3 separate regions of the Homo sapiens genome follow, and regions 1 and 2 are each linked to region 3. A link is a contact called in ENCODE Hi-C data. All regions are on one chromosome and are shown on one strand. The core of a region is the stretch at or near the end of the contact, and the rest is flanking DNA. Distances in the headings are between cores, read along the strand shown. Region 1 holds the start of PIR (pirin). Region 2 holds the start of CDKL5 (cyclin dependent kinase like 5). Region 3 holds the start of TXLNG (taxilin gamma).

Region 1 (4,941 bases), core at 332-2,831, 1.3 Mb before region 3:
CTCAGTATTCAGTACAGGAACATGCTGTATGGGTTTGTAGCCTAGGAACAATAGGCTATACCATATATCCTACTACACACCTAGGTTATACCAGCTAGGTTTGTCTAAGTGTACTCTAAGATGCTTGCACAACGACAAAATCACCTAACAATGCATTTCTCCGAACATATCCCCATCGTTAAGTGAAGCATGACTTTAGCAGCTCTGTTGGCCCCTTACTAAAAATCTCCAATGAACACTTTGTCTTTCTTACTTCACTGAATTCTCTCGATCTCCCACCCCTTCCCCAGTGCCACTCATCTGTCAGCCTCACTGGTAGCACCCATGAGGTAGTTGCTACCAATGAGGCTGACAGATGGGGGCAGGTTTGTGTGGCGCCTTAGAGAAAATGGAGAAAAACAAAGAGGTCCCTAACTCTTACCAGAACATGCTGAAGATCTTGGCATTAAAAGAGATCTTCGAGGGTCATTGAATTCAAAGACCCATCTATTCCTGAAGTTCAGGGCCAACATTTTGGGCAAGAAATCTTTCAGCTTACTCATGAAGTCTCCTAGAGCATAGGCAAGTCATGGACCAGCTGTTCTTGGCAATGTATCTCATATTTCAGGACTTACCTATAGCCAGAGTTTGTTATTCGAAAGTCTTTTCCTCTTTGGGAGGTCTAGGTTCTAATGGACTATCCCAGAAGGAATATAATCTATCCCTATTCCACTTCAAGTGTTTGCAGACAGTACCCCCAATCCCTTAAATCTTTTCTTCAAGTGAAATATACCCAATTCCTTCAAAGATTCCTACTGAAACGAAGAGAGGTGCTTTGGCAAAAAGCAGACTCTGGAACCAGACAGCCTAGGTTTGCATCTCAGCTTCACCACATATCAGCTGTGTGACCTGAGGTTTTCTGTGGCTCAGTTTTATCTGTAAAATGGAATGATAAGACCGCCTACCTCAAAGGGGTGCAGTTAGTGCTATGAGAATGTTAGCTGCTGTTATTCAGAAGGGCTCTACTCCACAATACCCTCCACTTAGTCAAGGCCTACCCTAAAATGTATCCTCCCTGAATAGTAATCGATAAATATTTATTGGGTGATAGGTTGCAAGGCGCAGAAACGAGCTTAATACTCAAAGCAGTACAGGCCGGTCATCACCTACATCGAAGCAACCAGAAAGTATCTTTATCCCCATCTAGATTATGTCTGGGTCCTTCCAGACTCCTACGATTAAATTGTATGCATGTGAACAACTGATGAGGTACTTAGATCTCAGTGCTTTGCAGAAAGAAAAGCCGTCTACCATTTTCACCAAATTTCGTAGTACAATTTAAGTATCTCTTGTTATCTCCCCTAGGAGTCTAAAGTGAGCTGGGGAAGGCAGGATTTTGCAAACTGACCGCCAGCATTCCCTCACCTAGTGGACCCCTGCAGGAGCCCCAGGTACTCACGCTGCGGTAGCGGCACCTGGAGCCTTAGCGGCGGGGGTGACGCGAAGAGCCGCCGGGAGCGAGTGCAGGGAGGGCAGGTTAAGAGAGTGTGGGTCCAGTAGCCTCACCGTGACTCAGCGCTTCGCGGCCGGCGGCCTAGAGGAGGCGGGAGGCGGGAGTCTACGGGTCTCGGAGGCCCTGGGGCTCCGCCCTCGGGAATGTCACTCCACTCTCGCTCCGCCCTACGCCTCTCCCAGGCCAGCTTGGCGGCCCTTTGGCCTCCCTGCCTCTCGTGCCGGGAAGAGATGCTCACTCGGGTAATTTAGGCGGCACTTGCTGTGCTCCAGGAGGAAATGTGTGGCCCGGGCAGGTGCTCTGATCGGCGCTCCGGTCGGTCTTGTGGGAAATCTGTTTTTAACTGTAGTCTCCCTGTCACCCAGCCGGCGGAGCTTGGCGGCACGGATTCCAGTGCTGCCTCCACCGCTGGGAGGCACCACTTGACATGACCTGGGACAGGTGGCTCAGTCTCTCTGTGCCTCTGGTTCCTCCTCTATAAAATGAGGATGGTGATGATAATAGTGCCAGCCTTATCGGGCTGAAATGAGAATTAAATGAGCCTGTCACATTCTAAGCACTACAGAATCGTTTGTTCCATAGATAAGTTGCCTGCTGTTTGTCAGTTAGAATTGCGAGAAAAGGAGTGCGGGAGTGGGGACGGGCAGCCATACGTCTTTATTCCTGCCTGAAGAGAAGGCACACTCTAGTGGGGAGATAATTGGTTAAGAGTTTGTATGGTGTTGGAACACAGTGGGCAGGCGTTGGAGAGTTTTTCCAGAAGAATGAGGAGCTGGCACAAGCCAGTGAGGGGATCTAGTTGATTACTAGGATTATTAACTAGTGGTACAGGCATAGCTGCAGTTTCTATTCTCTAAACACCAGAAGGCTCATTGCCTGGTTTTGAGAAAGGAAAGACAGTGGTGTCTCTAAAATAAGGTTGGAAAACTTTGTCTGTGAAGGACCAGATAGTAAATACTTTGACTTTGCAGGCCATGTACATTCTCCAGTTTGCCTTTGTAGCAAGAAAGCAGCCATAGATAACATGTAAATAAATGAATGTGGCTGTAGTTCAATAAAACTTTAATTATGAATACTGAAATATAAATTCATAAAATTCATACAATTTTGAGTTCATATAATTTTTACTTGTCATGAAATATTATCCTTCTTTTGATCTTAAATGTAAAACCACTTAAAATGTAAAAACCATTCTTAGCCCTCTGGCTATACAAAAATAGGTAGTGGGCTACCTACTCATTTTGGCTGCAGGCCTAGTATGCAGATCCCTGCTCTAAAAGAACAGGTTAGTAGAGGAACGAACACTTTTCTCTGGGCTTTTAAAATATCAGTGGGGCTTAAACCCGTCCTCATCACCTTACTTAGGCAGTTCAAGGCTAGCTGAGATAATACACATGAACATTAAAGGTGCTATGGAATAACAAAGTATTGTTTCTTATCGTCATTGTAACTAGTTCTGCAACTGTCTCCTCTACCTCTGCAGCTGTAATAGGTGTACTAGGAGTGAACGTTTCTCCTCTTTGTCTCTCAGAAGCCAGTTACAGGTAAAAGCTAAGTCCAAGGTTGTACATGGTTAGAGCAATGCAGGAATTCCATTTACAGGCCCCTGCAGAAAAAAGAAAAGAAAAGAAAAAAGAACAAGTCTGAAAAGGTAGAAGACTTAAAATGAGGAGAAACAAAGGTGAGAGAGGGAAGAATTCTTACAAATGAACAAAGGGCGTATAATGTTTCACTGTAACAGGGTCCTGTTTTGAGATGAGAAATGTGACCCTGTATATTAAGCTTTGAGCACTTTTCACACTGTCATTGACATCCAGATCAAGATGTGGAGTAGGTGGCTAAATATATGAGTGTGTAGATGGACTGTTGATCACCTTTGGAATCTTGGGAAGCATAAAGAAAACTCATGCTGATATGACAATGAACAAAGCCTTCCCTAAATGATTCCAAATAACACCATTATAATCTTTAAAGACAACCACATTATTTAGGTACCTTGACTCTTTTCTTTTTTATTCACGAATTCCATTTTCCTCCTCTGTAAAACTTATTGAATTTCTTTTCAAAGATACATATTATAGAAGTACATGGGGCCAGGCGCGGTGGCTCACGCCTGTAATCCCAGCACTTTGGGAGGCCGAGGCAGGCAGATCACCTGAGGTCGGGAGTTCGAGACCAGCCTGACCAAAATGGAGAAACCCTGTCTCTACTAAAAGTACAAAATTAGCCAGGCGTGGGGGCGCATGCCTCTAATCCCAGCTACTCGGGAGACTGAGGCAGGAGAATTGCTTGAACCCAGGAGACGGAGGTTGCCGTGAGCCGAGGTCGTGCCATTGCACTCCAGCCTGGGCAACAAGAGTGAAACTCAGTCTCAAAAATTAAAAAAAAAAAAAAAAAAGTACATGGACATCTGAAACACTTCCTTATTTTTGTTTCTTTCTTCTTCAAGCCATCAACTCAAAAATTCTTTCTTGTAGATTTTGTTAATTTGCCCTTCAGGGCAGTGTAGCTGCTATTCATTAGATGACAAATGTCTCTGAAATATTCCATATTATAAAGACTCAGACTCACTGAACCCAGGAAATCAATTGGCTCCAAGTCAAGGACTGATTATTTTATAAATGCTAGTTTACGAAGGCCATAAATACACTGGGTGGTTAAAGACATCCAAAGATATCCAGAAAAGATGAGCACATGTGACTCCCATATCCACCCTCATGAGAGCATTCTGCACAGACACGGTCTGTTCCATCGACCAGTGCTCTGACCAAGAAGCTACATGTGATCAGCTGTTGCATGAAACTCATAATTGTGTTTTTCTCTATCTTTCCCTTGGGTTTTTGGCAGTTCTCCGAAAAAAAAATAGCTTATGACCCTTTCCTTTGAGCCACAGAACTTTCTAGAATCCATCACAAGCAAAATACTCTCAGGCCTGAAAGGCCAATTCATCTCTGAACCAGGAAACTGGAGAAATTTAGATGAATGATTCCCCTGATACTTACCTCAATTACCCTGATAACCTTTCTCAGTTTTCAGCTTTTGTAAAGTTTTGTCTTCTGGCTGAATGGAGGCCGCTTTCTAGATCACAGTATTGGAGTAAAAATTAAAAAATAATTTGAATAACTAACAACCTCTAGTTAATGTTATGTACATTAACTAGTGTTTATGGATTAAGTGTACTGATGTCCGCAACTTACTTTGAATGCACCAAAAAATAACAATAGCAGCAATAATAATAGGAATGACAACAAAGTGAATTAATGGATGAATAGAGAGATGGATAAACGGATTGATATATGACAAAGCAAATACAGCAAAATGTCAATTGTAGAATCCAGATGGTGGTGTATTGGTGCTTTAACTTTTTTTAACTTTTCTATATTTTGAAATGTTTCATGATACAATCTTAGGAAAAAAATAATTTGAGTCACAGTGGGAATCAGAACTAG
Region 2 (4,784 bases), core at 565-3,064, 1.6 Mb after region 3:
GGCACATTATAAGGCATCTAATATTACTACTTAATACTAAATTGGACCTATATTAACAGATGTTCAGTTATTGTTTTTTCTCCATCTTCTCAATCTATACGGATAATTAATTTGTTACTTCCGGTTCACCAGGTCTAAATAAAATTTTAAAAAATTATTCATTTGAGTCAAAGGTAATGCTGCTGAAATTCCTAGTACAAAGGCTCTGATATACAGGGATGAAAATGGAGTGATTGCCCCAGGAGTTCTGGATCCACGTGGGTGAAGCTAGAGGTCACAGCACTGTTACTTTGCATCTGGAGGAGGCAGGAGACTCTGCGAAGCCCTCTGTTGTTGCCTCTGACTCCATTTTCCCTCTTTGCTAATTCATTGCTCCTACCTGTAAAATTTTCTAATATGCTTCCACTTTCATTTCCTCATCAAATATTCACCGTTATGAAAAAGAAAATCCTATTGGCTTGGTATCAAGTGGCCAAACTGAGCATGCTGCTACATATTGTTACCAGATTCACTACAGGAATAGATTAAGTGGATTTTATCCCAAATATCTATTTCCTATTACAGTACTGCATCTTTCTAATTTGGTGGCAGCTATGACCTCATACACTGCCTATTTTCCGTGCTTTTCCTAACCAGAAGAGACCCTATTTTTCTCCTTTGCTTGTTAAAGCGAAAATAATTATGCAGCTTTCCATAGATTTGTCCCCAATGTCTTTTTAAAAAAATTTTTTTTCTTTATTTTCTAAAAGTAGCATTGGAAATGTTATCTCCTTCAATTTCATCACCTCTTCATCCTCCTTGGAAACCCGATCCATGGTGGGTATTAAGATCTTTACATTTGTACTGGTTGGGCGATGACTTCATTGCTTTCAAGCCAGCTGGGGGATCTTGTGTGGCAGAGCATCGGACCGAAGCGGAGGTGTGGGTCGTTGCTGCTGCTGCTGCTGCTACTGCTGCAACAGCTCTTTGCACGCGCCCAGCTGCTGTGTAAGGAATCCTCAGGCTGCTAGGTCTTTGCGCCTAACTCACCCAAGGGACCGCAAGCTGCTGGATGAGTGTACGTGTGAGTGTGTGTTGTGTGTGTGCATATGTGCGTGTGTGTGTGCACACGCAGCGGCAACAGTTGGGCAGCAGCAGCAATGGACTTCGATATCATTTTTACCAACAACAGAGATAAACCATCCTCCATCCTGTATTTCTCAGCTCCCGCCCCGAGTATGTTCTCCCCCTCTTCTCCGACTTCCCCCACCCCAGCCCCCGGCACGGGTCCCTCCGGAGGGAGGGCAGGGTAGCTGCGCTGCAGGCAGGATTCCCTCTTTTTTCCGCAGTGACAGGCGGATTCCGGGGCCTCCTCGCCACCTCCTACCCCCGCAGCCACCCCTTTCTCAGTCACGATCTCCCCACCCCACCACCGTCGACCCTCTCCCTGCTTCCCCGCTCTACCCCCCGGCGTCGACTCCAGGCTCGGGCCCCGCCCCTCTCAGCCTCTCCAGCCCAGGTTGCTAGGGCTTGGCGGGGCAACCAAACCTGGCGTGCCAGGAGGCGCGGCGCGCGCGTGAGCGCGCAGGCGAGCTTGTATAAGGAACCAGCGTTCTTCGGCTTCGGAGACTCGAGCACGAGCGGCGCGAGCCCGAACCCCAGGACAAGCGCTTCCTCCTCATTGGCTCCTACCAGAAGGGGGCGGGGTAAAGGCGGGATCGGGCAAAACCTGAGGTGCTTTCCCATTGGTCCGAACGGGCCGGCTGGGGCGGGGCAGTTAGCAAAATAGGCTGCGCGTTCGCTTCTGCTAGAGGGCGGGGCCGGAGGTTTCGATTAGTTGTCTCTGCCGCTGGGGAAGGTAAAGCGGCGACGGCGTCCTCAGGAGCTGTGGGGTCCCCTGCTAGAAGTGGGGGACTCGGCGGGGTGAGTAGTCGCGCCGCCACCCGCCCGCCAAGCCTTCTTACCCTTACATCGGCCCCGCGTCCACCCAGCTTCTCCTGAGAGTGGAGACCCACCCAGTCCCCCCGGGCGGACAAGAGAAGGGGCGGGGGCGCCGGTTCCCCCGGAACGGGGCGACGCGGTGAGGACGTCCCAGCCCGGAGTAGCCCCTCCTCAGCGCTCCCCTGCGCCTCTGGAAGGGCTTCCCCCGAGGGGCTGGGGCTGTCTTTTGGGGTGTGGGGAGGCGAAAGGGTGTGAAAGAGGGGCGGCGGGTCGAGCCCGCCCCGCGGGGTTCCCCTCAGCGGCGGGTCTGCGGCGTCCCCGCCCCGCCGCTCCCGCGGCACGAGCTCCCCGGGGCTTGCGGCGAGGTAAGCCCCTTCCCGCCGGCGCCGAGGAGGGGCCTGCGCGCCCCAGCCCCCTGCCCGAGTTCGGAGGGAGCCCGAGACTCGCCAGGGGCCGTCAGTCGCGGCCCGGGCCCTTCTGACCTTGGCTGCCCGCGAGGGTGGGCTAGCGACCGGGCGCCGGCCCCGCGGCTCCGCAACCTCCCCCGGACAAGTTTCAGGCGATGCTGTGAAGTTCACGACTGGCATAGTGCGGGGAAGAAGAATGGCCCCTTCTCAGACCTTCATACCTTTTGGACCCTCATAGAAATCGGATTCTGGGATTTGGAACCGTCTCCCAGAACGAACAGGTCCTCCTTGCATTGACACGTTTTGTGCCCACGTTGGGGAAAAAAATAACCTGAACATATTTCAGTGTAAAGGCAGATCTTCCTTGAGGGTTTTGTTTTTCGCTTCATTTGAGTGTTAAAGAACAGATGCCTGAATAAGAAAAGCCTGACCTTAGTATCTCTACAGTGAGATTAGACGGGTGCTGTGATATTTAAGTAGTTGCAGATCAGTATTCTGTTAGCACAATCTATTTTAATTGGCTGGAATTTAAGCTGATTTTAGAAAGTATTGTTGACACCGAATGATTTCTTTCTGTGCATCTGAATTAGGTTTGTTTGAACGTAATGGTTATATAGTTAATGTAAAAGATTACACAAATTAATTTGTCTGAGAGCGTTTGTCAGAAACAGGAGACAGAGATGTGTATAGAACAGGATTATCGTTTTAGGTAACATCTGCTGGAACATTTCCAGCTTGTTTCTTTCTTGCTGTAGGGTTACAAAAAAGACATCTTCACCGAGGCTATTCGGAATTACATGTGAGTGACACTTAGATGTAAATTTGTTTTTATTTCCTTCAAGTGTTTTAAAATGTTTTGTTCACAAAATGTGAAGAGGCTATATTTACTTGTTCCTGTATGTTAGTGTTGAAGGTGATAGTATGATCTTATGATTAACAATCCAATTAGGGTCCATTAATAATAGATTTTTAAAAAAGGCGTGCTGCTTTTCGAGAATATGATAGGTTGAGTACCTAGCAAGACTTCTAATTTCTTTTTATTAAAAGTACTATTTTAGGATTGAGAATTTTTGGCGTTGACACTGAAACCAGGAATAAGGAAGCCTGCAGCAGTCTTAGCAGTTTGACACCACCAGTAGGTGTTTCTGTTGACAAATGCAGAGAAGAGAACATTTGGGAAGGAAATCTTTTTTTCGGGGCGGGGGTTGGGGGGGAGGTGAGGGTGGTTGAGGGGGGAAGGAGCCAGAAGAGAGAAGCTAATGCTGCCAGCACTGTATGCTGAGCATTTCACAAGTACAAGGAAACCTAATTAGGGAAAAATTCCGTTTGGCTCTATTAAATAATAGAACTACAAAAGAGGCATACTAAATAAAGTTAACCATTCCAAGAGTGTTAGATATTATCTGCCATTTCAGAGTAGTTGGGGGTTCCTCAATTGGAGAGGGTATCAAATCTCTTTGAATTGTCTTGCCTTTTTAACATAGTCAATGCAGCGATTAATTTGCTAGATGTATATATATCAAACAGTTGAGTATTCCAGTTTTGTTGTTTAGCATATTTCCTAAGCCTAAATTTTTTAAAATCAAAATCCGATATATTTTTTTTAAATTTGAAATAGAATTCTTTGTCCAGAGAGTAATTCCTTTTTTCCTGGCTCAGTCTTAAAATTTATTCATGATTTAGGGGTTTGTGATTGGTATTTTTTTACCCCTTTTTCTCAGGTTTTTGATTTTTACTTATGCAAGTTCCCTAAGTCTGCCTTTGTTTATATTGTAATTTTCTTGGAATTATTTAAATCAGAGTGTGGCATCTATTGTGTCCCCTGGGGTTTTAAAAGGAAAGGCTCCCATTGAAAGAAATTGCAGGGCCGTCTCGCATAGATGGGTAATAGAAGGTTGACTGATTGCGAATCAGATGTATTCGGTTGCAAATATGCTGCTTGGGGTTAAGGCAGTTTCAGTTAACGGGAACCAGATTTTACGTGGTGTTTCTACTTTGAAGGTACAGTATTGTTACATTACAAACTGAAAGACAGAGGTGGAGAAATTCCTTTAAGTATCACCCCTAGCCTTGTTTCACCACTGTGTCCAGGAATCTATGAGAGACTGTTAACAATAGCTGCATTGTTGGAAATGACAGTGGCTTCTCTTGCAGAAAGTTAACCTTTCATTATGATTTTCATTTCAGTTTACTTTGTAAAAGAAAATTTAGCTTTATCTGAGAAATTGGCTGTAAGAAATTTGCAAAGAGAGCAAGGAAAATAGGTTTTCTTCAACGTGTCTGTTAAAATTCACATTCTCTCCCCTTCCGTTTTGATAACTGGTGGTGATCTTTATTTCCTCTAGATATTAGGTATGCTAACACAGTACCTGATTTTTGGCAGTTACTGTGGGAATATGACTTTTTTATGTAATAAATTGATGTCAAATAATAATATGAGGCTTTTAGGAATAATTA
Region 3 (4,647 bases), core at 424-2,923:
TTTGAAACCAGCCTGGGCAACATAATGCCCCATCTCTAAAAAAAAATTTTTTTTTGAGGAATAACTTACTTTTGTGTGTGTGTGTGTGATGGAGTTTCTCCTCACCCAGGCTGGAGTGTTCAATGGCACGATCTTGGCTCACTGCAACCTCTGCTGCCCGGGTTCAAGCGATTCTCCTGTCTCAGATCCCAAATAGCTGGAATTACAGAAGCCCACCACCGGCTGGGGGCGGTTGCTCACACCTGTAATCCCAGCACTTTGGGAGGCCGAGGAGGGCAGATCAGGGGGTCAGAAGTTCAAGACCAGCCTGGCCAACATGGTGAAACCCCTCTCTCTACTAAAAATACAAAAATTAGCCCAGCGTGGTGGCACGTGCCTGCAATCCCAGCTACTCGGGAGGCTGAGGCAGGAGAATTGCTTGAACCTGGGAGGCGGAGGTTGCAGTGAGCTGAGATCGTGCCACTGCACTCCAGCTTTGGGTGACAGCAAGACTCCGTCTTGGGAAAACAAAAACAAAGAAAAAAGAAAAGCCCACCACCACCACCATGCCCGGCTAATTTTTGTATTTTTAGTAGAGACGGAGTTTCACTGTGTTGGCCAGGCTGGTCTGGAACTCCTGACCTTGTGATCCACCCGCCTCGGTCCCCCAAGGTGTTGGCATTACAGGCGTGAGCCACCGCGCCCGGCCTCATAATGAATTATTTAAGACAATATATCAGGATTTCATGATGGTCTGTGCCTTTCAGAAGCTCGGCCATTGGAGATCTGGTTCCATCAGATGGAAATAGGGAATATTCCTGAGGAAATCTCCCCTCTCCCCCCCAACATCATATCAATAAAAAAAAAAATTCGGTTCAGCAAACCGAGTTTGTTGAAAAAATTTAGGTAATGAAACGAGTAAATGGGGTGGGAGAAAGCAGGATACATTCAACATGAATGAAGTGCCAAGTAAGTGTGCAGAAGCCGGGGCGGTTCAACCAAGGTGAATAGAATGCGGCACCTATCCCGCGGGAGCTCGGGACAAGTAAACCGTGGTAACAACTCTGGTGGAGGGGCAGGGCTCGGGGCAGGTGCCCGAGCACGAAACTTCAAATTCTAAGAGCCAATACACCTTCCGTCTTGAAAGTCGTGAAGTATTTTCCCTTATCCCCAAATCATTCGCGCCCAATTCCTAAGAACGGCAACAAAAACAAAAACACAAGAATGTGTCGCCGATCGTGCTCCTTCTCAAACACGGGGATATTTCTAAACTTTCCGCGAAAGATCATAACGAGTACCTTCCTATAGCCAGACATCGCCCCCAGAAACCGCAAGTCCCACTAGGATGCACACGAAGCACACTGGGTGCAGCACTCTCCCCTTTTCAGAACGCCGCCTTATGTCCCAATCCCGATCCGAGCCTGCGAGCTGTGGCCGCACGCCCTGCTGGGACTTGTAGTCCACTCCCGAGTCCCATTCCCGATCCGCGCAGACTCACACGGCCTCTATCTGCCCTTCGGTCTTGCTGAAGCCCAGCCCAGTATTCAATGCTCCCCATCCCCATCTCGCTCCGTCCCCTCGGGGGCCAACCTCCTCCGGTCACGTGGGAAGTCTCACATGCGGCGATTGGTCGTGGGGGCTCGGGGGCGGGGCGAAAGGCCCTGCGAGATTCTGTGCCCCTTGTCGGGCCGCTTGTTTGGCTGCTGCCGTCACCTCATGGCGACGCGGGTAGAGGAGGCAGCGCGGGGAAGAGGCGGCGGCGCCGAAGAGGCGACTGAGGCCGGACGGGGCGGACGGCGACGCAGCCCGCGGCAGAAGGTCAGTCAGGGGGACGCCCTCGTTGTTGTCGGGCCCGGGGGATGTTTGGGCTCCCTTTTTCAGGGTCCACCTCTTCTCTCTCCCTGGTTACCTATAGCCACGGGACGAACATCCGGTCTTCTTCCCTCCCGGGGGTGACGACAGTGGGAGCAGGTGGGGGGGGGTGGGACCGCGATGGATGGGGTGGGAAGGGACGACGGTTGGGGTTTGGCGGCGCGCGGCGGGGAAGCCGGGAGGGAGGGCAGGGGGCGCACGCGGTTCTAAGGGAGAAGGGGTGCGAGGCGGGGGTGCGCCAGGTGTGACAGCCACGTGCGGCCAGCACCGCGGGGATCCGGGCGCCAGGCGTTCCTTCTCCCAGTCACCGCCGTCACCGTGCTCCCGGCGCTGAGCGCCGCCGTCCGGGGGCTCGCTGGGGTCGTGGGCTCGCCCTCCTGGCGTCGGGCAGGTGCGCAGGGCGCGCTGCGGGGTGCCCCCGGGCTGCTCAGGCTAGGCTGTTGCGCAGTAAGATAACCGCGCGGGAGCCGGGGTGTGCTTGGCCCCCCTTCCCCCGCCCCCCTGCGCTCCCCGCCACTGCGCGGGCGGGCAGGCGAGCGGGTGAGTGTCGCAGGGCCGGTGCGAGCGGGACGCTCGGCCCCCGGGACCTAGACCCCGGGGCTCCGAGGGCTTGGCTGCACGTGGGGCCGGGGATGGATGGGGAGGCGATGCTGGAGGACCTCGGTCCTGCAGAGTTGGGATATCGCATGATAGCTGGTCCTCCCAGTCCTATTTACCACCCTCCTCTTTTTTCCCCTCTTTTTTTTCTTTCATTTATTATTTTTTTAATTTGATGAGTGGAAACTTGAATGCCTTCCCGACCCTGGCCTTGGGTCTTTCTTAATCTGGGAAACAGGCCGGACTGTTCCCCTTGCCTTACTTGACTCACGTCAAGGAGTTTTCAGTCCCTCCCTAGATACAGGAAAATTGAGACCTCTTTCAGAACGGGACAATTCCACTTGTTCTGGAGCTCAGTGGGTGGAGTTTGAAAAAGATTGCACAACGAACGGGGTACAGGGTTTTCGGGGCCCTGGAATGGATAATTGCGGGGACTGAGACTGGGAAGGTGGGAACCCCATCTCTTTTTTTCCTTGCAGGTGAACATACTGAAACGTTCGACTTGTTGGATATCTTGCTTGATCACCGAGGGCTATTTAATATTACTTAATTATGTATTTGAACACTCTTAACTCCTGTATGAAATTACGAAATAATATTTTTCTAATGCAATTCATAAACTTCAAATGGGAGAACAAAGGTCCAGTTTACGTCTGAGCAGAGTGTTAAGAATTAGCTTTTTGGGGCCTGTTTCTAAGGTCAGGTATTTTCATGTTTCTGCATGACAGTGTTACTACTTCTCAATTACCTCTCTTTCTTTCTCTCCCTCTCTTTGTATTCTAAAAGAAAGATCCAGTGCTTGCAGGACTGAAAAAGAAGCTGTGGACCAATGTCCTGTAAGGGATTCAACACCATCACTTTGGACACTTCACTTATTCCCTAAGGGTGGAGTGCCAATCTCAGTGTTTGATTTCGTAGGTTCCCCAGGGGAGGAGGACTCTGATAAAAAGCCACTGCAATTGAGGATATAAGTTCCCTTTTATGACACTGGGATAAGGACAAAAAGTCGTTGAATTAGGAACTGAGGTTTAATCAACTAGCATTTAAAATAACCAAGATAGGAGGTAATGACCCTTTGAGGTGCAGAGCTCTGGTTAACAGCTGGATAGGAATAGTCATGTGTGTGTCTACTCATTTTTGTTTATGTACCTCATACTCCATTCTTCTTTGCTTATGCTCTTCTGAGCATCTTTTTCTTTTTGATTTCTAACTGACAGTGACGGCATTCAAATACATGGTAAAATATTAATCTTTGAATTTTCATTTAACAAATTGGGTGAATTATCTTGTGTTTGCAAGAATCATTTTTAAGCCAGCTATGGTGGCATGCACCTGTAGTACCACCTAGTCAGGAGACTGAAGCAGGAGGCTAGCCTGGGCCGCAGAGTGAGACCCTGTCTCTTAAAAAAACAAACAAACTTGTTGTGTTTTTTTTTTTTTTTTTTGAGTCAGAGTCTTGCTCTGTTACCCAGGCTGCAGTGCAGTGATGCAATCTTGGCTCACTGCATCTTCCACCTCGTGGGTTCCAGCGATTCTCGTGCCTCAGCCTCCTGAGTAGCTGGGATTACAGATGTGTGCTACCACGCCCAGCTAATTTTTATATTTTTAGTAGAAACAGGGTTTCACCATGTTGGCCAGGCTGGTCTTGAACTCCTGGCCTCAGGTAAGCCACCCACCTTGGCCTTCCAAAGTGGCGGGATTACAGGCATGAGCCACTGCAACTGGCCAAAAATTTTTTTAAAAATCATTTTTACATTACTTCATTGTGTCCCTTAATTTTAAAATTTCTTTTGGGTCACTGACTTGAAAAAATATTTCTTAATTCCAGCTTAACTTCTATCCTTTTTTTCAGGAAGCAGAAATGTTTAATGAATTGAGTTTTTTGAAAATATTGAAAGAATTAAAAGAAAAGTGAGTGTTTTGTCATTATCTAGTTACATTATGGGACCTGAAGTGAGGAACAATTGGAGATGGGCTTTTTTGGTTCCTGGTTGCTTTAACCATCTGCCTAGTCACTCGCGACCTGCTCAGTTAATTGTGGCATTGTTTCATAACTACAACCATTTGAATGGTCTCTTGAGGTAACCTTTTGCTTCTAAAGGTAATGTTACAGTACATTACTAGGGGTCTCTTCAGGAATTTTCTAAAACTGTGCTGATAGTAGCCACTAGTGACATGTAGCTAAATTTGTTAACTAAA

Evidence for each region. Hi-C counts contacts between places; a loop is a spot of excess contacts on that map. Pooled maps may share reads with other maps.
Region 1: a loop to region 3 is called in a pooled map, with 7 times the contacts of the local background. The contact joins the promoter of PIR here to the promoter of TXLNG in region 3. A Hi-C loop is called at or near these places in 5 of 50 pooled maps.
Region 2: a map of CD8-positive, alpha-beta T cell shows a loop between it and region 3 (20-fold over the local background). The contact joins the promoter of CDKL5 here to the promoter of TXLNG in region 3. A Hi-C loop is called at or near these places in 2 of 168 maps with a recorded cell type or tissue (CD8-positive, alpha-beta T cell and naive thymus-derived CD4-positive, alpha-beta T cell) and 8 of 50 pooled maps.

The regions. Positions count from the first base shown.
Region 1 is chrX:15,491,752-15,496,692 of GRCh38, forward strand. PIR (pirin) reads right to left here and starts at 1,582. Exons shown (of 10, transcript NM_001018109.3): 1 at 1,439-1,582. RefSeq lists enhancers at 992-1,494, 1,495-1,998.
Region 2 is chrX:18,423,794-18,428,577 of GRCh38, forward strand. It overlaps CDKL5 (cyclin dependent kinase like 5), which reads left to right and starts at 1,815. Exons shown (of 18, transcript NM_001323289.2): 1 at 1,815-1,902. RefSeq lists an enhancer at 1,436-1,730 and a silencer at 2,066-2,135.
Region 3 is chrX:16,784,793-16,789,439 of GRCh38, forward strand. It overlaps TXLNG (taxilin gamma), which reads left to right and starts at 1,674. Exons shown (of 10, transcript NM_018360.3): 1 at 1,674-1,797. The coding sequence starts at 1,696. LOC124905250 (a long non-coding RNA gene) reads right to left here and starts at 1,474. Exons shown (of 2, transcript XR_007068398.1): 1 at 1,278-1,474; 2 at 868-1,171. RefSeq lists enhancers at 1,070-1,269, 1,241-1,973, 4,016-4,516 and a silencer at 2,020-2,459.